Regions from separate parts of the Homo sapiens genome. Here region 1 is linked to region 2. Evidence: chromatin loops called from intact Hi-C (ENCODE). Cell type or tissue: Calu3. All regions are shown on one strand. Links, peaks and the distances in the headings refer to the core of each region. The heading gives the core; the rest is flanking DNA.

What was found. Peaks named below come from ENCODE experiments on the same cell type or tissue, not always from the same donor. Only the 100,000 strongest peaks of a DNase experiment are listed, where the experiment ranks them.
Region 1: a loop joins it to region 2, with 10 times the contacts of the local background. A loop is called at or near these places in 51 of 110 quality-filtered maps.

The regions. Positions count from the first base shown.
Region 1 is chr7:90,307,713-90,318,391 of GRCh38, reverse strand. It overlaps CFAP69 (cilia and flagella associated protein 69), which reads right to left. Exons shown (of 23, transcript NM_001039706.3): 21 at 10,538-10,624; 22 at 9,025-9,129; 23 at 7,329-8,324. The coding sequence ends at 8,154. FAM237B (family with sequence similarity 237 member B) reads left to right here. Exons shown (of 3, transcript NM_001384237.2): 3 at 1-1,585. Among named protein-coding and RNA genes, the nearest start is that of FAM237B, 8.3 kb to the left of the region's middle. In Calu3, for the core only: no CTCF peak of the experiment used is centred there; no DNase peak of the experiment used is centred there.
Region 2 is chr7:90,407,458-90,418,136 of GRCh38, reverse strand. It overlaps CLDN12 (claudin 12), which reads right to left. Exons shown (of 4, transcript NM_001185072.3): 3 at 6,088-6,130; 4 at 2,183-5,493. The coding sequence starts at 5,460. The coding sequence ends at 4,726. Among named protein-coding and RNA genes, the nearest start is that of CLDN12, 9.3 kb to the right of the region's middle. In Calu3, for the core only: no CTCF peak of the experiment used is centred there; a DNase peak (open chromatin) is centred at 5,076.

The DNA of each region.
Region 1 (10,679 bases), core at 1,104-9,103, 100 kb after region 2:
CATTTTTATTGTCTTTGTTTTGAAAAAGGAACAATAAACAAAGACAGAAACTTCATTTCAGTAAAGTACAATTTGATAGAATTTTTGTGTTAGCTGAGTTATTTTTTATATTGCCTATTTATATCTCACATCTTATTTCAAAAAGGATGTGAAGCTTTAAAGAAATATACCGAAGAAAAGGAAAACATGAAGTAGTGGAGGAAATTGGAACATTGGGACATGAAGACAGGGAAGTAATACAATGGAGTTACGGTTTAGATTAATACTTTTTGAATGCATGTCGTAAAAGCCTATACCTTTGATAAAGGGTGCCTATAAATTTGGTCTGTTTCCCACTTCTCCTAGTGAAGAGGGACACATGAACAGTTTCAAGATTCACATGCTTATAAGAAAAACCAAACCATATGTTCAACAGAGGTCCAGCCTTTTCCAGGACAAAGAATCAATGAAAATCTCACCCATAGGTTTTCACAGTGGCTACCATGGTTTACAACACTGGTTTCAAGTATCCTTACAATGACAGATTCTCTCCTTTACAGTCTGATTCCAGTACACTCAAACTCAAATATAAAAAGTTTTAAAATCGGCTAAAATAATACTGAACAAGTAACGAACTGCCTGATGGTTTGACTTGATCCAAGAATAAGCTGAATTAAAGGAGGGACGTTCTTTGCATTATTGACCACTTTCAAATTCTGATGATGTATAGACCATTTATTAGGGGTTTTATATATAAACACTCTTAAAATTACATTTTGCATGTAATTTCAGGGGGCTGCATAAACCCCAGGTTAGGAATTTTCAATATTAAAGGACCTCATAGCGTTCGGCAATATTATTTCATATAACCAATTTTGCATGAGTAGCAGATAATATAAGATTGTAGGGCTAATAATTTCCTAGATTGAAAACTTCTTATCTTGCCAATTAAGGGTGGATCCCTAAGCTCAGAAAATCAACTGGTTGGAGGGTAGGGCTAATTAATGTTCTCATAAAAATGACCAGACAGCGTGTAAACATGAGTGATTTTATGTCCATTAAGCTTTTGATTTGTGGAATTTATATGACAAATAATTAGTCTGATATGAGTTTTTAAATTTCAACATATTTTCATATTGACACTTTATTACTGTTTAGCTCTAATCGAAAAGTGATGATTCATTTGAGAGGAGTCACATTTATGTGACAGGAGTAAAAAGTTGAGTTAATCTTGCCAAGAACTTTCCTGTCCTTTCTCATCTCCATATTGAACATCTGTGTTCTTTATCATTAAACTGCTTTTGGTCTAAAAAAAAAAAAATGACCTGACAGCTATCCACCTAGAATTCATTTCCTGCAGAGGAGCCGAAGTGGTACCTAGAGGCAGTATTACAGTTTTCCTCAAAAAAAACAGTTCTCTTTTACAGTCTGTGGGCAAATGATTGAAGCTCAAAAGTTCAATGCTGTAAAGTGAGACCATGTACTTTTAGTCTAAAAAATTGTTCAACCAGTTGTCCTCAATCACTCATAGTTGTCATGACAATTTTATTGCAGCGATGATAAACATTTTAGCTTAAATCAATAAAATTAGTCTTCCAGTTAATGGCAAAATGGTTTTCTAGTTCTTTTAATTGAATTTACATACTACATTGGGTTAAAAATAAGAACATTTGCTAAACTGGGCAATCTGGTTTTAAAACAACTCATCTTAAGCTTTTTGATGATGATTACATACCGTAAATTCCTCCCCGTTTTTGGCACAAATAGTGTCATCTGCATATAAAAAAACTTTTTCTTTCTGTTCATCATTCATTCATTCAACAAATATTCATTAAGCTTTAGGGTATATTAGTGAACAATCCAGACGTAATCTTTGACTCACAGAGTTGACACTGAAGTGGGACAATGCAGGGATAGACTGAAAGATCTAATTCAAAAGCAATTTTATGATATCAAAATAGAAGATAAAAAAGAAGGTGGTCAAAATGAAGCTGAATTGGGACAATATGTATTTCTCTTTTGTCCTATTCAAAATCATTTGACAGTCTAGAGATCATTTTAAAAAACAAACCACCAATTCTTGCAGTGGTACCATGGTAAAGATTCAGTTTCACAGCTTTGGGTTTATGCTGAGCTCATTTGGCTTAGCTCATAACCGATTATTTTTCAGAGAGCTTAAGGCTGAGGAGAAAAAAGGTGGCAAAGGATCTAATATTGACCCCACAAATATTTCTTCATAAGATGATACAAGGGATAATAATTATCTATGTCTAAAGTTCCTCTGCTGTTTCTATCGAATCTTTATTTTTTCTTTTTTTGAGACGGAGTTTCGCTCTTGTTGCTCAGGCTGGAGTGCAATGGCGTGATCTTGGCTCACTGCAGCCTCCGCCTCCCGGGTTCAAGTGACTCTCCTGCCTCAGCCTCCCAAGTAGGTGGGATTATAGGCACCTGCCACCATGCCCAGCTAATTTTTTGTAGTTTTAGTAGAGACAGGGTTTCACCAGGTTCACCAGTCTGGTCTCAAACTCCTGACCTCAGATGATCCACCTGCCTCTGCCTCCCAAAGTGCTGGGATTACAGGCGTAAGCCACCAAGCCTGGCCAGAATCTTTTTTAAACTTTAAATAAACTTTTAATTTTGTTTATTTTTTAAACTTTTGTTTTAGGTTCAGGGGTACACATACAGGTTTGTTCTATAGGTAAACTCATTTCACGGGGGTTTGTTGTACAGATTATTTTGTCACCCCGGTACTAAGCCTAGTACTCAATAGTTATTTTTCCTGATCCTCTCCCTCTTCCCACTCTCCACCAATCAAGTAGGCCTCAGTGCCTGTTGTTCCGCATTTTGTGTCCATGAGTTCTCATCATCTAGCTCCCACTTAAGTGAGAACATGCGGTATTCGGTTTTCTGTTCCTGTGTTGGTTTGCTAGGGATAATGGCCTCCACCTCCATCCATGTTCTTGCAAAAGACATGATCTCATTCTTTTTATGGCTGCATAGCATTCCATGGTGTATATGGACCACATTTTCTTTATCCAGTCTGTCATGATGGTCATTTAGGTTGATTCCATGTCTTTGCTATTGTAAATAGTGCTGCAGTGAACATTCATGTGCGTGTGTCTTTACGGTAGAATGATTTATATTCCCCTGAGCATATACTCAGTCATGGGATGGCTGGGTCGAATAGTAGTTCTGTTTTTAGCTCTTTGAGGAATTGCCACACTGCTTTCCACAATGGTTGAACTAATTTACACTCCCAGCAACAGTGTATAAGCATTCTCTTTTCTCTGCAACCTCGCCAGCATCTGTTGTTTTTTGACTTTTTAATAACAGTCATTCTGACTGGTGTGAGATGGTATCTCATTGTGGTTTCATAGCATTTCTCTAATGATCAGTGATATTGAGCTTTTTTTTCATACGCTTGTTGGCTCCATGTATGACATCTTTTGAAAAGTGTCTGTTCATGTCCTTTGCCCACTTTTTAATGTTTTTCTTCTTGTAAATTTGATAAACTTTTCATTTTAAAATAGTTTTAAAGCAGGGGGGGGAGCGATAGCATTGGGAGATATACCTAATGCTAGATGATGAGTTAGTGGGTGCAGCGCACCAGCATGGCACATGTATATATATGTAACTAACCTGCACATTGTGCACATGTACCCTAAAACTTAAAGTATAATAATAATAAAAAATACCAAACTGTAAAAAAAAAAAAAAAGTTTTAAATTTGCAGAGAAGTTGCAAGGATGGTACAGAGTTCCTATATACCTCTCATCATTTTTTTTTCTTTTTCTTTTTTTTTGGCAGGGTCTTGCTCTGTCAGTGGTGCAATCACGGCTCACTGCAACTTCAACCTCCTGGGCTCAATTGATCCTCCTATCTCAGCCTCCCAAATAGCTGGAACTACGGTTGTGGTCTACACCACCACTCCCAAATAATTTTTGTATTTTTTTGTAGAGTCAGGATTGCACTCCATTGCCCAAGCTGGTCTCCAACTCCTGGACCCAAGTGATCTGCCTGAGTCAGCCTCCCAAGTGCTGGGATTACAGGCCTGAACCACTGTGCCTGGCCCCATGTTTATTCTTATTGTTAATATCTTAACATTATATATGTCACAACTAATACACTGAAACCAATACAATATTAACTAAACTTCCTATTTTATTCAGATTTCAGTAGTTTTTCCCTAAGCTCCTTTTTTGTTATTGTTGTTCCAGGATCCCACGTTACACCGAGTTGTCATGTCTTCTGAGGTTCCTGTGGGTTGTGACAATGTCTCAGACCATGTTTTTGATGACCTTGACAATTTTGAGTACTGGTCAGGTATATTGCAAAATGCCCCTCAATTTGGGTTTGCCTGATGTCTTTGTTTGACTGGGATTATAGGTTTTTGGGATGAAGACCACAGAGGTAAAGTATCATACTCAACACGTCATATCAAAGGCACATGTCATTGACGTGACTTGCCATTGGTGGTGTTTAACCTTGGCTTAGGTAGTGTTTGCCAGTTTTCTTCATTGTAAAGTTTCTTTCCACTTTCTTTCTATATTACATCCTCTGGAAAGAAGTCACTAAGCATAACCCATACTTGAGAATGGGTAGTTATCTTCTACCTTCTTGAGGAGGGAATATCTACATAAATCATTTAGAATTCTTTGTATGGAGGCTTCCCCCACTTTCTCTCTCCCTTCCTTCCTTTTTTCCCTTCCTTTCATCATTTATTTATATCAGTATGGATTTATGAACATTTGTTTATACTTTGGTTTATAATCCAACACTACATTATTGATTTGTTCAAATCATTCCAGCTTTGGCCACTGGGAGCTCAGTAAGATGCTCCAGACTCATATATTTCTGCGCCAGCCTTAGAATTAGCCATTTCTCCAAGAAGCCCTGGCTCATTTTATTGGAGAATGATACTGGAAACCAAAGTTGGGGTATTGGGTCTATCTATAGAATTTTGACCTGATAGTACCAGGACAGTTCCTGGATGTCAGGGTCTGCTATTCTTTCTCAGAAAGCATCCCTGACATTTTCCTTGAAAGGCAACTAAATATAAGCAATAAAAAATGGTTGCTAATGAAACTAATGTAAGTTAAGGTTGTGTTGGCAGAATGTGTGTAAAAATGAGAGGAACTACATTGATCCTGCTCACCTGAAAAATCTTTGATCTGTTTGGTCACAGTTTAGAGGAGTATTAACAAATTGTAGCACTTCAGATGGAGCTGACCAGATTCATACATTCTAGAAACTACATTATCAGAAGAATGATGAAAGAAACTGGATATCTGACCTCAAAAGACTTAAGGTGGATAATATAGTTGTATATAAAATACTTTATGTTCCATAAGGCAGACTGATGATGCCAGATGGATGAAAGTTATTCACCTAATTATTCACTAATTTTTCACTCAATGTAAGTCAGCACTGTCTGACAATTAGTTTAACCATGCTAGAATGAGCTCCCCCATGTGGTAAAAGTCTCATTACTGAGATTGTTGAAGCTACTTTTATCTGTGCTCACTGAATTCCACACTTTTATTCTTTTGACTTCCTTTTCATTCAGTTGGTTAGTAAAAGTTTCAGTTTGAAAGCTTCAAATTTTGTCTCACCTGACTAATGTAAGAAAATATACCATCCTTCTCTCAGCCGGCAGGATCGGGTAGGCATCATGTCCCCTAGGGCTCAGGGGTGGTGTGAGAATATAGGATGTGATGAGAGACAGAGACTTAGAGTTAGTGATATTGTGAGAAAGAGTCACTCACTCACTGTGTGGTGGCTGGAATTATAATATGCAAACTTGGGTGAATCTGTCTACCAAGTGCAAGTGTCTGTATTAAGGAACATTACTGCTTTCCATCAACTTACACTTATTTGTCTATTAAATAGCTGCTACATAATAATCTGCCCTGTTTTACCTTTCTTCTTGCTGATGGGCAAAATACATGGAAGAAGAAAGGTTCACAGACATCAGAAATTGTCTAGATTACAGTCCTAATCAATCTGAGACATTTAGTTGTACTACATACAAAAATGATACTCAAGCAAGTAATACTATTTCCACACCTTGGTTATATTCATGTAGTAGTATTTATGCCTCACCATTTTGGAGAAAATCTATCATGTTATGAAGTAAATACATTTAAACTAACATGTTGTCTGTGTTGAGCATTACTTGTGTAGTATTTTGTTGGCTGAATCTTCCCTTTGAGCTCAGTACTTTGCTGCATTTGCAGAGCTCAAGGGAAAGACTGCCAGTAGCTGAGGCCACCATCACATTATCTAATAATTTATTTCCGGAGATACTAAGTACAATAATTAATGAGATATGGTCTCTACCTTGTTCTTAGAGAGCTTATAGTCTACAAAATGGAGCAAAGATTCATTGTTAGCCATGGACACTTCACATCAATTCAAGTGTACCTAAGATGTATCTGGTATTTTTTGTATGGGCATCTCGTTGTATGCTCCTACCCATGCTTAGGGTTCCCTGTGAAGGAAAGAAACAAATTATGCCTTCTAATATCTTCTTGAAGGTGGTAGACTAGAGAAAGGGATTCAGGAGAGAACAAAGCTCACTGATAAGCTGATGCATGTTATCTACTCCTATGGGGCACAAGAGGATGGGCATCTGGGCCAGGGTGAGAAGCCGCCAATCTAAGGTGAACTGGCAACTCATTCTAATTAGAACAATGACAAGAGCTGCAACCCCTACCTCTCAATGAAGATGCTACTGTCTTCACAGACAGGATAATGGAAAATCCCTAGAGGAATGTGAGTTGGGGGAAGAGGAGGAAGAGGAGGAGGAGGAAAGAAGAAGGAGGAAAATGTGGGTACATTGAGGTGATAGAGCCTGCTCTTATCTAATAATGAAAGAACCTATCTATGTTTTCCCAACCATGTATTCAATGGCATCATGTTGGTAGCTTGAGATTGGTAATAGTGGCAGTATTTATACTGTGTGAATTGGTGAGAACATGATGTAAATCAGGGCTTTTCCCTCCTGGAAAGCTAGTTATCCATTTACCAGTACACTGCTGAGTGTGCCCCATGGGCCCAGAATCTAGACTCAAATTCCAGTTTATTTTCCTAAGAAACAGGTCCTTGTCTCTCTGATTCCTGGACATGAACTCATGTCCTTTGTGGCTTCCAGGCTGGAGGAGGGGTGTGAAGGGAATGAAGGCAGGAGAGGGAGACTTCATAAGGGCATCCAGGGACACAGATTTGCTCTATGTCCAGCATAAAGGCATTTATCTCCTATTCTTTGACAAGATACCTCTACTACCAAATGAGGGAAAACACTTCCCCCATTACACCTTTCCCTTCCCCATTAAAGAAGAGAAGTAGCATTAGAGTTTGCTTTGTATATTTATATATTAAGAGTAAAACCAGCTGCATTTTTTTTTCTTTTTTACCATTTGGCTCATGACTAACATTTGCTTTTATAGCAGAGAAAACATAATTTTATTTTGACCAACATACTTGTTGCAGAGTTATTGTTTATCTTGCTGCCCAATATTCATATATACTTGCTTCTGATAATAGTACCCTGATTCCCCACTCTATCCATATGTTTTGGATGGAGTTGCCCTGCTTCTGGCTCCAGGAATAGGCAGTACTCAGCCATGGCCAAAGTCATGGTGAATGGCTCAGGACTACCGTAGGCATGTGGGCAATCAGGGGTCCTGAGATGCATAGGCAGCTGCAGAAACCACAGAGACACAGGCATGAACCTAAGAGAATGTAAGCCAGGAGCTGCTAGGGAAGGAGAAGATCCTACTCATATAGTTTTAGTCCTTAGATTCAGCAATGCCTGTAGTCTAAATTCCTCCTAGATTTGATAGGTATAGAGCCTGTAAGAAATTTTTTTTCTGACTTAAACTAGTTAGAATAGTTCACATGCAACCAACAGAGTCCTAACTGATGTACTATGTTTTACAATTTCACTTAGTAAAATTGGTAGCCTTTCCAAAGAAACTGATGACAACTCTTCTGATATTACATGTTGATGTTTTCCATAAAAATAAATTATATGTCCTTTTATTTTTATAGTATTTTACTAAAATATTTATACTAAAATACTTATTCTAAAATATTGGCTTTACATATGTATAAAGATATATTCAGCTAAAAAATTATAAGCTGACTTTATTTCAAAAAGTCTCTATAGTATATTACGTAGGAATACTCTTTTTTGGTGCATCCACAATTTTAACTGCTTTCACCCTCTGCAAGGCTCCTCCTCGAATGGGCAGTTTTTTAAGAGCAATATCCGTATCAACCAGAGGTCCTCCTACTAATCGGGCAGGAGTGCTTTCCACTGTTACTACTCCACCAGAGGGCACCTAAAAAGGCAAAAGGTAAATATCTAAAAGTCCATTTACACAATTTTCAACAAGAGAAAAACTCATTCATCCTTCAGCTTACTTTTGAAAAGACACAAATGTAATGAATAACTAGGAGGCAGTTATGGTATAATAGAAAGATAAGGGCATCGGAGCCAGGAAAAGTAGGTTTGAATTCTATTTCTATTGCTTATCAGCTTTGTAACTGGGGGCAAATTAAGTCTAGCAGAGGATACCAGGAACACTTGGGATCTACTCGCCAGGAAAAGGGGAAGCACTGCGTCTTTTCTGTTAAAGAGATATAAGGACAATTATAAGCTGACTAGTGTTTATAGCAGTTTCTTAGAAATCCTGGAGGGCTGGGCCTACTCTAAACCAGAACCGGGCAAAAGTGGATATACATTGGAGATAAATATGCCTTAATGATGTGAAATTTGAACAGCAAAAAGAAAAAATGTGAGATGAAAATCCCATTGACATAATATTTTGGGGGCCTAAGTTTTTTTTTTATTAATTTTTTTAACTTCTAATTTTTAAATTTAAAATTTTTTTTGAACAGTTTTATTGAGATATAATTCAATACCACACAATCCATCCATTTAATGGGTAAAATTCAATGGTTTTCAGTATATTTGCACAGTTGTTCAAACACTCTAAATTTAATGTCTATTAAGAAAATGTTATGGAGAAAGAATCTTACCGTTGTGTTAAGGCCTTTAATATGTGTTTGGTGAAATATTGCATTTTGTGGTCGTTTATGGTATCTGGAGGCTTCTATAGCTTTTTCTTGAAGGCTTTTTGCTTTCTGAGGATTTTTAAATTAGAAAGAAAATATTAATTGCTATTAAATCAGTAATGATGGTACTTACAATGAAAAACATATTTAATTGTGTCTGGCTTATGCTTTGGTTGTTTATTAGATAGCGCTGAAATCTGCATTTACTCATTTAGACTAAAAAGACAGTTATTAGTAAGTTAGATACTTTGCACATTGAAGAAGACTCCAGTCACCTAAAAGTCTTCCAGAGATTTCTGGAAGTAGTCCAAGAAATCCATATATGACCAAGGAGTCAAGCAGATCCTGAAGAAATCAGGTTCAATTTTTAGCACATAATTTAATAAGCTATTAAATTTATATCAGGTGATGCATATTGCAAAACATATTGCATAAATTACCAACTGATTAAGTACACTTAAATGTTTTAAGCATTCAGAATAATATAAATTATGTAATTCATTGCAGTTATATTTAAGCTATTTGAAGTTATTTTCAAGGTATTTGCTACACTAAACAAGTGAAATGTGAAGTAATAAATGACCTGCAGGAAAGGAGCTGATTTTCATTAACTAGTGCTAAAAATACAGGCAGTTAGGAAGACATTTTATAAGTAGAATTGGGAAGAACTTTCAGTGAACAGGGAGATAACTTGGTACCTTGAGTGAGCTTGTTCTTAAATTTGGTTTTGCTATCTTAATATGGTTCCACCGTCTTGTGGACTAACTTAACATTTAGCAATTTTATATCTATAGGAAGTATTGAAACATTAGGTAAAGTCTATCCAAAGTATCAGAAATGAAGGAGAGATTTTTTAAAAAGTGTATCCAAGATATTAATGGAAAAGGGTGGGGAAAAGTAATGAAATTCTGGAAATCCATGGTGTTTCTCACATATTTCAAGTGAACGATTAGCACTATACATTTTTTAGATTAGTTTCTAGCTTACAGTTGAAGTAGCTTACCACATTTTTCTACAAAGGGATATTTATCCCCAGTTCACATTTAAGTTTAACATAATGCTTCTTTTGGTGATCACAGAGGGAAAAGCTCTTGGGGGACAGAGTAATACAAGATAGTTGCTCTTTGTGTCCTTTACTTTGCCTCTCACAGAAAAGAAATCAATGAATAAGCAGGTTCAGAATGGAAAGCAGAACACATTTTCCTGCTCATTCCTGGCTATCATCTTCTTCTTTATGTAGGTCAAGAACATCAGCCTTGTTTCTCCCTGATAAACCAAATGAAACTCAAAGCAGCATCTTCTGTAACTGTGAAATGCAGTTTCACTTATCACTCTAAATTGCATATGAGCATCTAATAGTGCTGGTATTGTACGGAAAGGTCACTAGGAAAAAATGAATGAATATTTGTTCCTGAAAAAGTCTGTCTGTAAGAGTTGGCTATTTGTTGTGGATACTATAATACATTAAAAATCCTACCTTTAACGTTTTAGCGTTTGATGTTCTAGCCAAGAAATCTTCCCATGATTTATTAGCCAGCTCTCTTTGCTTGTGCGTGGCCTGTATCTGAAATGAGAAAGATAATTAAGTTTCAGTTTCTTTTTTTTCTTTTTTTTTTTTG
Region 2 (10,679 bases), core at 1,030-9,029:
ATTTCGCTATCTTCCCCAAATTTTGCTGAATACAATTTTCTATAGAACAACCTGAAAAGTTGGCATATTTTGAAACAAAATACAACAAACCAACCCAAATCTCCCTGTAATAGCAGACTTGGATATGAACACCAGGCAGGATATAGATGTGCTTTTTCTCCCCAAGTCCTACAGTCCTGCAGTGAGGTTCAAAGGGCTCTCTTGCATGCTATGGCACTGACATAGAAGCTGGCTGGGCTGGAGGGTAATGAGCCACCCAGCAGGTACAGGGGGAATGAACCTCTCCTGGAAAGGGTCCTCTAGTATGTGTGGGGTAACGTGAGTACGCTTTCAGATTGAAGACACTGCTAACCAACAGAAATGGAACAGCTAATTAAGTTACCATCCAGTCCTGTGTTTCTGTGACTTTGATTTACAACTCTTCTGCAGGGACTTTTTAGTTTTTCAGGACAGAAGATCTGACACAAATTCTTTTAAAATCTCTCCTAAAAGAGTTTATTTTATAAAATATTTTGGAGATAGGACTATATTTTTATGCATTTTTTATAAAAATGAAGAGATATGAGATCAGGATAGAGAAGGAAACAAAAAGCATAAATGGGACCAATGAGCTGCATGTTTCAAGATTAGACTCAGGCAATACCTCAGAAATATTGTGGCCTTCTCCTTGCATCATATCAGAAAGTGCATGATGTTGCTTTTTCTTATTATTGGTGACAAACTTGATCACTCAGCTAAGGTTGCCAAGTTTATCCACTATAAAGTTATTTTCCTCTCTGAAATTAATAAGCCATTTTGTACTTTGAGACTAAGCAAATATCCTGCCTCTCATAAAAAATTCAACTAGTTTTAACCCCATTGATGTTTTTCTCATTTTTTTCTCTACTTTTTATTTGGTATTTTACTATAAGAAAGAGCTTTTCTTTCTTCCCCTATTTATATCAGCATGGACATATGGATTTGTATTTTATTCAATGAGTTATAACCCATTACTATCATTTATTTTGATGTTCAGATTGTCCCAGATTTGGCCAATGGGAGCACCTTCAATCTGGCGCCTGTGAAATTTGATAAGCTCCCATGATTCTTTGAGCGTTTCCTCACTTTTTGGCAGAATAAGATGTGCTGGGCCTTGGATAAAACTGGTTGTGTCTGATGGTTCTAAGTAACATGTATTTCTCACTTCTGGTTGGTAAACCAGTCTCTGGTGAACCTGGTTAGCCCGAATGGTTTCTCTACCATTTATTCACCCTCAGTGAACCTGCACAACAGTCCAGAACGGACTGTTGTTCGTTAGTGTAACCCAGTTTGAAGTAGCTTCTGATTTCCAGTGCAACATATGGCTCAGCTATCTAACCTATCAGAGCCACAGGTTTCAGTGAGAAGTGTATGTAAGAACTGCCCCAACACAGGTGTAATCCAAAACTATACATTCATCACAGGTTTCAGAAATGTTGAGGTGACATGCCTGTCAGGACCACTTCTCCTGGTAACCTCGAGCTTTGAAGAGTACGGAAAGTTCCCTCTACTTAACTGTTTGAGAACTGAACTCCCAGTCTCTAAGATCACAGGCTGAGAAAACTCCATTGATGAGGCAAATCTGGCCCACAACTTGTCTCTTTGCAGACTGTTTAAAAAAAAAAGAAAAGGAGAAAAAAAAAAGCCCAGTGAACTGTTAGGACCACAGGACTACTTGGACTACTCTTAGAAATGGATAAAACGTCTTGGCACTTGTGGAATAAAAGTTCCATGTTTTCCAATTCCTTTCTAGTTCCTTTTTCTGAGACAAAGTCTCTGTCACCCAGGCTGGAATGCAGTGGCATGATCTCAGCTCACTGCAACCTTCACCTCCCATGTTCAAGCAATTCTCGTGCCTCAGCCACTCGAGTAGCTGGGATTACAGGTGCACACCACCATGCCTGGCTAATTTTTTGTATTTTTAGTAGAGACAGGGTTTCACCACGTTGGCCAGGATGATCTCAAGGGCCTGACCTCAAGTGATCCGCCTGCCTTGGCCCCCCAAAGTGCTGGGATTACAGGCGTGAGCCACTGCACCCAGCCTTCCAGTTCACACGTTTTAGAGCTTTAAATGGAACTGTCTTTTTCAATTTACATATATCTGAGAAACATTTCTCAAAATATTTCACCTTAAAACACTGAGGAAAAAAACAGAAGCAGAAACTTGTAAAAATACATCTTTTAATAAACATTAAGAAGTACAGCGCACTTTTATTGAGGTTTTACATTGTAGTTTACAGCAAATATACTATCCATTGTAGTGTATATGTACAAGTAAAGTAAACTTAGGTTTGTTTTCTCTCCCATGGCTGGATAAACCAAATCTGATACATCCACATTTAAGGTTGTTTTCCAAGTTGGTTTCCATAAAAGGCCTTTAACAATAATAGGCTTTTAACAACAAAAAGGTATCCCTCCCATCACAATGAGAGCTTGATGAGGGCTCAAAAGTGACTTCAAAAACTGTAAATAATTATTTTCCTTGGACGGCTTTAAAAACAGCTACTGATAGCAAATCAGAAACACTAAAGAAAAAAGACAATAAGGAAACAGCTGTTTGTCTAGTGAATCCATAATAAATACCAATTTGAGGCTATAGATTACAAAGCCAAAATATTCTTATAGGAAAGTTAATGTTTATATTTACAATCCCATGGACTAAAAAAACTGTCTAATATCTTAAAGACTGAGTCTACCTTTATTTAACATTGTTTATACACAAAGACCCAAGGGATGGTAGAATTCTTGATCCTTCTGGACAAAAGCATAGTGAGAGGGGACTGAAATTAACAAAAAGGGAAAATTAACATTAATCTCAAAATTCTACCCATCGTTGTCTTAAAATGATCAAGACTCAGCTACATCTGAGAAAAAGGAAAAGGATCAGAAGTGAAAGAAATCAGAAGCCAGTAATTAAAAAAATCATAACCTTGTGTGCTTTCTACTGACGGCATTTAAAAATTTATACAACTAGATTTATTCGCTATATATATAAACTAGTGTTGGAATTAGGGGAAAAAGTACCAAATACATCTACACAAATACTAGAATCATATTCAGAATTGCAAAAAGGCATAATAATCTGTTTACCATATAACTAGCTGTTTGTAAAATCTGTAATGGTTAATAAAAAATCCTTACGAATATAGTACTAATATGTAGTAAATTACACCAATTAAATAAGCAGCTCAAATTCATAAGGCTAAAGACCCAATATCCCTGAATTTCTAAGTGTTCATCTCAGCTTTAACATGGTTTCATCTAATTGTTACCTCATCAGAAGAGACATTTTTAATAACTCCTCCATCCTTAATACATCATCATACTTTCAGAAGTGGAGAGGGAACAATTTCCCTACCACTTTTGTCCATTCTCATAAATCAGTGTTATTACAAAATCTAGGCTAGCACAGGTGCCTTAAAGGATACAATGGACTGAAGTAAACAGAATTTCAAGGTCCAGGATATTGTTGGTGTTGTACAATTTGTCTGTCTGCCAGAAAGTTGTGTCTCTGGTTGAAATATTCCTGGATCAATGATTAAGAAGTTAAGGCCAACTGCCAACGAAGTCAGATTATTCCCCAACTGCCAGGTAACATTTTGATCTTCTCTATTAAAATGTCTTACTGGATGGAACCAGATCTCATACTTTTCATGTATCCTCTATAGCACCTACTAAAGTGTTAGGCAGAGATATATGCTCAAGGAAATAATCAGTGACGGGGGCGAGAAATGAATCAAGGGTGAATGAATCAAGGTTATGGTAAAGCCATACCTTACTTCACCCATAACTCAAAAGGCAGTCACCAGAGTAAATCTCTAGTGTACTCACTGAAGAACAGACTTCTTGTCCCCTACTAAATTATGTCTGAAAGAGAACAAACCATTATGGCCCTTTTATTTATTTCTCCTAGCCACTAAGAGATTGTATATGGGCACGAGTACTGCTTGATGGAAGATATCTCCAAAAAAGAGTTTTCTGCCTCAGAGGAAACACTAACCTGTCATAAAGCACATTCTAATCCCAATAATACAATTTATGGAATCATTAATGTTAAAAATTATTACATGTTATTCATAAGTAGGTGATATTTAGAATGGTAGTCTTATTCTAACATCGTTAAAATACGTTTTACTTTTAAACAGTGGCATGAGGTAGAAGAAAGTCACAAAAGAAAGTAATCTTCAACATACTGACACCTATTCATACAATTAGCCCCGATAGAAGAGTTACAGCCTTAAGCTAGATTATTGACTACTATTAAAATATTACCCTTACCTGAAATAAATTTCTTATATTTGAAACTGCCTTTTCTTTGCAGTTAAAGGTATTATAGAAAAAGAAAAATACACACTGAAATTTTCATGAAGATTGTATACAACAGCTTCTGCTAACCATCATTCTTTAACATGTTGCTCTACATTACCTCAATTGTGATGCAGGCCTCTTCCACTTAAATAATTAATTAGATATCAATATGAAGGCTAAAATTCCTTCCAGTATAAGAAGCAAAATTTAAAAAATTCACATTTAATATAATATACTTCTCATAAAAACTAGCAGCACTTCATTCTACTAGGACATATAAATTTGGCTTCATTGATTGGTCAAAAACAAAGGAAAATGTATGTAGGTCCAAAAGAGCTCTTTGCACAAGGGGAATGTGAGGCTACAAGAAGTTTTCTTTAACAATTAACTATTTCCCCATTAAGTGGTGTGTGAAACTACTGGAATGTCAATTTCAATGGCAGAGAGGCGAGAGCGTGCTGAATAGGGCTGTGAGTAAGTATGCATACTGGGTGGATGGGAGTACAATGGTTGCCAGAAAGGAGAAGGCAAAGATTTGCATGTACAATACCAAATAAATAGTATAAGGGAAGTCATAAACAGGCCCCCAGCACTAGCAATAGTGACATACACTGCATAGTCAAATGAAAAGACTGGCTCAAACTTCTTGTTCAGATGGATGTTATAAAAGATGACCCAGATAGATGGGGAGAGGCTCACAGTACCTGCCAGGAAAAATAGCAGCCCAGCCACCAGGTGGCAACCTGCACTATTGACCAGACACTTGGCCAGTTTGATGTTGGGCACCGAGGACCTGAAGGCAGTGTTGCACATTCCAATCAGGCAGAGCAGCAGGGCACCCATGGCGATCAGCATGCTGAGGGGTAGGGCAAACTGGAGGACACGCAGGTCCAGCTGGTCAACTGATGAGTACCAAGTAGTGTCGTACATCAGGCAGTCACTGCTCCCGTCATACCGGGCACATTTCACCCACAGGCCTGTGTAAACAGTCAGGTTCTTCTCGTTTCTGTTGAATGTGATCAATCGTAATTTTCTCCAGTTGGGAAGCAGAGTCCCTGCAAAGAGGCCTGCTACTGAGGCGATTCCACACAGGAAGGAAAGGACTGTGGCTGCGTGGACATCCCGACAGCCCATGGCAGGCAAGCTTGTGGAGTACTGTCAGTCAGACTAGGGGGTGACACACAAGAGGACAAATCATGAGGGGACAATAGCAGAACAGAGCAGGAAGGGTGGTGCCAACTGGCAACACATCTAATGATGAAATGTCAATGCAAAGAGGGAAAGTCTCTCCCTTGTTTCCTCTCTGTACAGTACAAATGTATATACATGCAGGTGTGTGTGACCTCAGAGCACAGGTGCACACACATTTGGTTATTACTGACTGGGTCATAGAGCAACTAAAATCTTTAGCCATCGGTATTTTTCTTCACAATTAAAAAAACAACCAAGATAATGTTAAAGTCTCTTACAATCACACCTTCAATCTTCTTTTTGTCAATAATCGTTCTTTCAACACATATACATCAAGCACTCTGTATGTGTCAGGCACTCACACAGCAAGGGCCCACTCATCAATCATCAGTTAGCTACAAACACCACAAATTCAGCCTCAAATGCTCATGCAGCAGGGGTGAAGGTGGCTCATAAAAAGCAAAGGTGTAGGGAAAGAAGCAGTACAGGACAGGGGAATGGTTGAGAGTCAACTCTTAGCAAGGTTGCTTGAATTCTAATCCCCATCTCCTCACTTACTAGCTCACTGACCTTGGGCCAGATTCAGAACTTCCCTGTGCCTCGTTTTCTTCATCTGTGAAATGGAAAAAATAACAGTGCCAACCTTGCAGGGTTGTTCTATGGGTTCAATGAGATAATATAATGTCAAGTGCTTAAAACATGTCTAGAACACAACAAATGCTATGCCAAGTGTTAACTACTTCTTAGCATTCAGTGACCCAGCTCACTGCTTGGCACATCACAGGAGTTCAAAGAACATTCATTGAATGAATGTTAAATAAGAAAAAACAAACTGATCTCATTCCTATGTACTAGGCACACTAGGAAATTATAAAAAGTAAATGAGCTCATCTCCAATGAGTCAGTCAAATGAAAAGATGAGAACAATGGTCCCTGAAATTATTCTGCTTAATTACTTCCTTGTTGATTCAACATGACCCAATTACTTCCTTGTTGATTCAAGATGTAGATTTTCAGGGAAATCTACAGCACTTGTTGGTTATTACTACTACTGTTCATATAAGACGAATGCAAACATTTTTCAAGTAACGACAACCTATTTCTATTAATGCTATTATAAGAAAAACAGTCGCCAGGCCTTTCATTCCAAATTAAAAGGCCATGTTCTTTTTCTGTATATGGCAAACTATAAAAAGCTTGCATCTTATTCAGCTTTAATTTCCTCAAGGGTCTGATATTCACTCTCAAAGCAGGACTCAAATGTATTTTCTCTGCCTTCTATAATGCCTACTATGAGGCAATAGAGCAGACTACTTCAGTAAGGTTTACTTTTTTGTTCAGAGCATGATGAAGGGGCAAGGTTGAGAATAATTTTTATTTCTGAATACAGTTCCATCAACCTTTGCAGAATCAAACATCTGCTGGGATGGTGAAGTTGTGTTTCCAAGCTTTCAGGATCAGAAAGACAATTATGACCAAAATGCTAGGAAGCTGGCTTAGAATGTGATTGTTGCATGAATTCCAGTGGGAGGGCACAATGTTCTTTAGAAAACAATGTTATTTGTATATTTAATCTAGTCATATAATATAGGAATAATTTTTTCTTTTTCTTTCTTTTTTTTTTGAAACAAGTCTTACTCTGTTGCCCAGGCTAGAGTGCAATGACACAATCATGGCTCACTGCAGCCTTGACCTTCCAGGCTCAAGCGATCCTCCCACCTCAGCCTCCTGAGTAGCTGGGACCATAAGCACACGTCACTATGTTCAGCTAATTTTTGTATTTTTTGTAGAGACGGGGTTTTCTCATGTTGCCTAGGCTGGTCTCGAACTCCTGGGCTCAAGCAATCCACCAGCGTCAGCCTCCCAAAGTACTGAGATTACAGGTGTGAACCAGCCCTCCTCCTTCCACCCCCACAATTCTTATTCCCTTTCTTCTTTTCTTTCTTTTAGAGACATGGTTTCACCATGTTGGCCAGGCTGGTCTCGAACTCCTGGCCTCAAGCAATCTTGCTGCCTTGGCCTCCAAAAGTGCTGAAATTACAAGCTGGGATTATAGTCATGAGCAACTGCGCCCAGCCAGAATAATTTTACTAACCAAAAAAATGCCTATGTGTACATACATATATTCAAATATACACAAATAGCATATATAAATGTACAATATAAAAATCAGAGTTTAAGCACAAGTAACCATTTTTAAAGCCCTCAAGTTAAACATGGTTAGTTCTAAGTTTTTCCATTAGTATTAGTTTAGTATTTATTATGTTACCTTCTGTCAGTATTATCAGAAGTAGCAATTTCTTAAGAAAATTTTATGAAAGGGAGAGACTAATTACAGTATTTTTTTCAAGCAAATTGGGAAAAAGCTGTCTTGCTTAATTGTGGCAACCAAACACCTCAGTACAGCAATGGAAACTAGTACAGATTTGAGAATGTTTGCACTGGAAAAAGCTACTAGAAATGCCAAGCTCTAGGATACAGCTCTCTGGTGGTCTTTGCTTATTCATCTGTCTATCTCCCCCATACAACTTGTGTGCCTGGCACACAAGTGATTCTAGGATTATTTGAATAAACGAGTATTGGGCTCTGTACAAAGACCCCAGTAACTCACAAAGGTGGGCCACTGGTAATGAAGAACTGTACAAGGAAGTAGCTATTACTAAGAAGCAATCATTCATTCAGCAAGTACTTACATCATGCTGAGTGTCTAGCATATGCAAAACACTCTGTTAGGCCCTGGAAAGACACCAAGACCACTGATAACTGGACCTTGCTCCCAATGTGTTTATAGAGACTTGTGGAAAGAAACGGCTGTCTTATGTAAACTCAAAGTGTTGGTGGTGAATCAACTGTATAATTACTACGTATCAAGTGATTATTGTTAGGTGTTAAGCAAAGTGAATAAGGTACCTGTTCATAAAAATTTATCAGGCAGGAGTTAAAGACTGAGAAATGAAGGAGAATAAGGATTTGATTAAAGTTGTGAAGACATAGGAAAAAGGTTCCCTCGTTTCTTTCAAGCTTCAGAAGTCTTCAGATAACCCACTCAAAGTCCTAATGCAATCACAATTCCTTCTTGCTTTCAGAAGTAATATACTGGCTGGGCGAATTGGCTCATGCCTGAAATCCCAGCACTTTGGGAGGCCAAGGCTGGTAGATCACTTGAGGTCAGGAGTTTCAGACCAGCCTGGTCAACATGGTGAAACCCCATCTCTACTAAAAATACAAAAACTAGCCAGGCATGGTGGCACGTGCCTGTAATCCCTGCTACTCAAGAGGCTGAGGCAGGAGAATCGCTTGAACCCAGGAGGTGGAGGTTGCAGTGAGCCAGATCACACCACTGCACTCCAGTCTGGGTGACAGAGCACGAGACTCTGTCTCAAAACAAACAAACAAACAAACAAACAGGAACAAAAAACAAAAGTAGTATAGAAATAATTGGAATTTCAATGTAATTGAGATTTCTCCAATCAAACTGCCCTGTAACACTGATTCCTGAAATGTAAATGGAGTGAGAAACAAGATCAGGATGTATAACTCCATTATTAATAAATTCCAGGCCAGGTGCTGTGGCTCATGCCTGTAATTCCAGCACTTGGGGAGGCTGCGGTGGGAGGATAGCTTGAGCCCAGGAGTTTGAGACCAGATTGGGCAACATAGCGAGACCCCATCTCTACAAAAAAAAGAAAAATTAATTATTAAGAAAAATAAATAAATTCCTATAATTCTTAGCCTATAGACTATCAAATGACATTAATGAAGAGAGGTACGACAATATATATTTCAGTAGTAAGTGCTTTTAACTATATTCTGCATCAAATCAATACAAATATTATATTGGTTCTCTGAAATTGCCTTTGATGAAGCATTCTTAGCTCAGATCTCAGGGATGGACAGAGGCCTATCTATACAGAGTCAACAAGGATACCACGGCACTTTTTCAGAAGGGAAGTACTATTAACCTTAATTCTTAAGCTAAATTTTGGCCTGATACTGGAATTAATGTCTAGCTTCTTTTGGCTACTTCACCTTGTATGCCCTGTTCTTAATTTCAAATGCCTATGATTTGATAAGTCATATATCCCACCAGAGAGATAAAGTAATTTCTTTTAAGACAGGGTCTTACTCTATCACCCAAGCTGGAGTGCAGGGCATGATCACAGCTCACTAGATTTCAGTGAGCTGAGATCCTGGGCTCAAGTAATCCTCCTGCCTCAGCCTCCTGAGTAGCTGGGATAACAGGTGCATGCCACCATGCCAGACTAATTTTTAAGTTTTCCCTAGAGATGGGGTCTTGCTGTGTTGCCCAGGCTGGTCTTGAACTCTTGGGCTCAAGCAATCCCCCCACCTCCACCTTTCAAAGGGCTGGGATTACAAAAGTAAGCCACCATGCCTGAAGTAAAATTTTATAGGATAGTTTGGGGAAAGAATATGTTTGATGTTTTAAAACAAAGATAATGCTGACTTCCCGATTAGGATTTGTTCATACTTGCAAGGGTAAAAAGACCTCTACTCTTGTGCTGTGTCAATTAGTTTTAATCCACAATAATTTTTTTCAAATGCAAACCTCATCCGCCATTCCATTTCTTACCATTCAATAAGTTCCCATTTCCCACAGAATAAAATCTCTAAAGTTTCAACTCCTCCCCATAGCTTACACCACCTGATTCCTACCAAATTCTCAACCTTCGTATGTGCCACTCTCCCACCCCACACACTACAGTCTATGCAGCCAAACCACATTTCTTTTGACTTCCCAAATTTTCCACTTTCTGATTTGGTTAAGGGCCTTCCCTCATGGTCTTTCTCCTAGAACTTTCTTAATTCCAACCTATTCTTTGCTTGGCTAATATTTACTCATTCTTCTAGTGTCCAGGGAGGCTTGTCCTAAACCTCCCCCTGTCCCTGGTTATATGCTGTGGTAGCACTTTTGCACTTTTTCTTCTGTAGCAGTGATCATTCTTATAACTCCTTGTTCAGTGTAGTTTTCTTTCCCATCAGACTGTGAATTCCAGGGACAGAGATCCCTTTGTTTTGTTCACTGTTCCCTATACTGGCACATAAAAGGCACTCGATTATTTGCTGAATGAATGAACAAACAAATGGAGGTTCTGTATAACTCTGGTCAGAATACAGACAGAAATTTAGTCTCAGTTCCATTC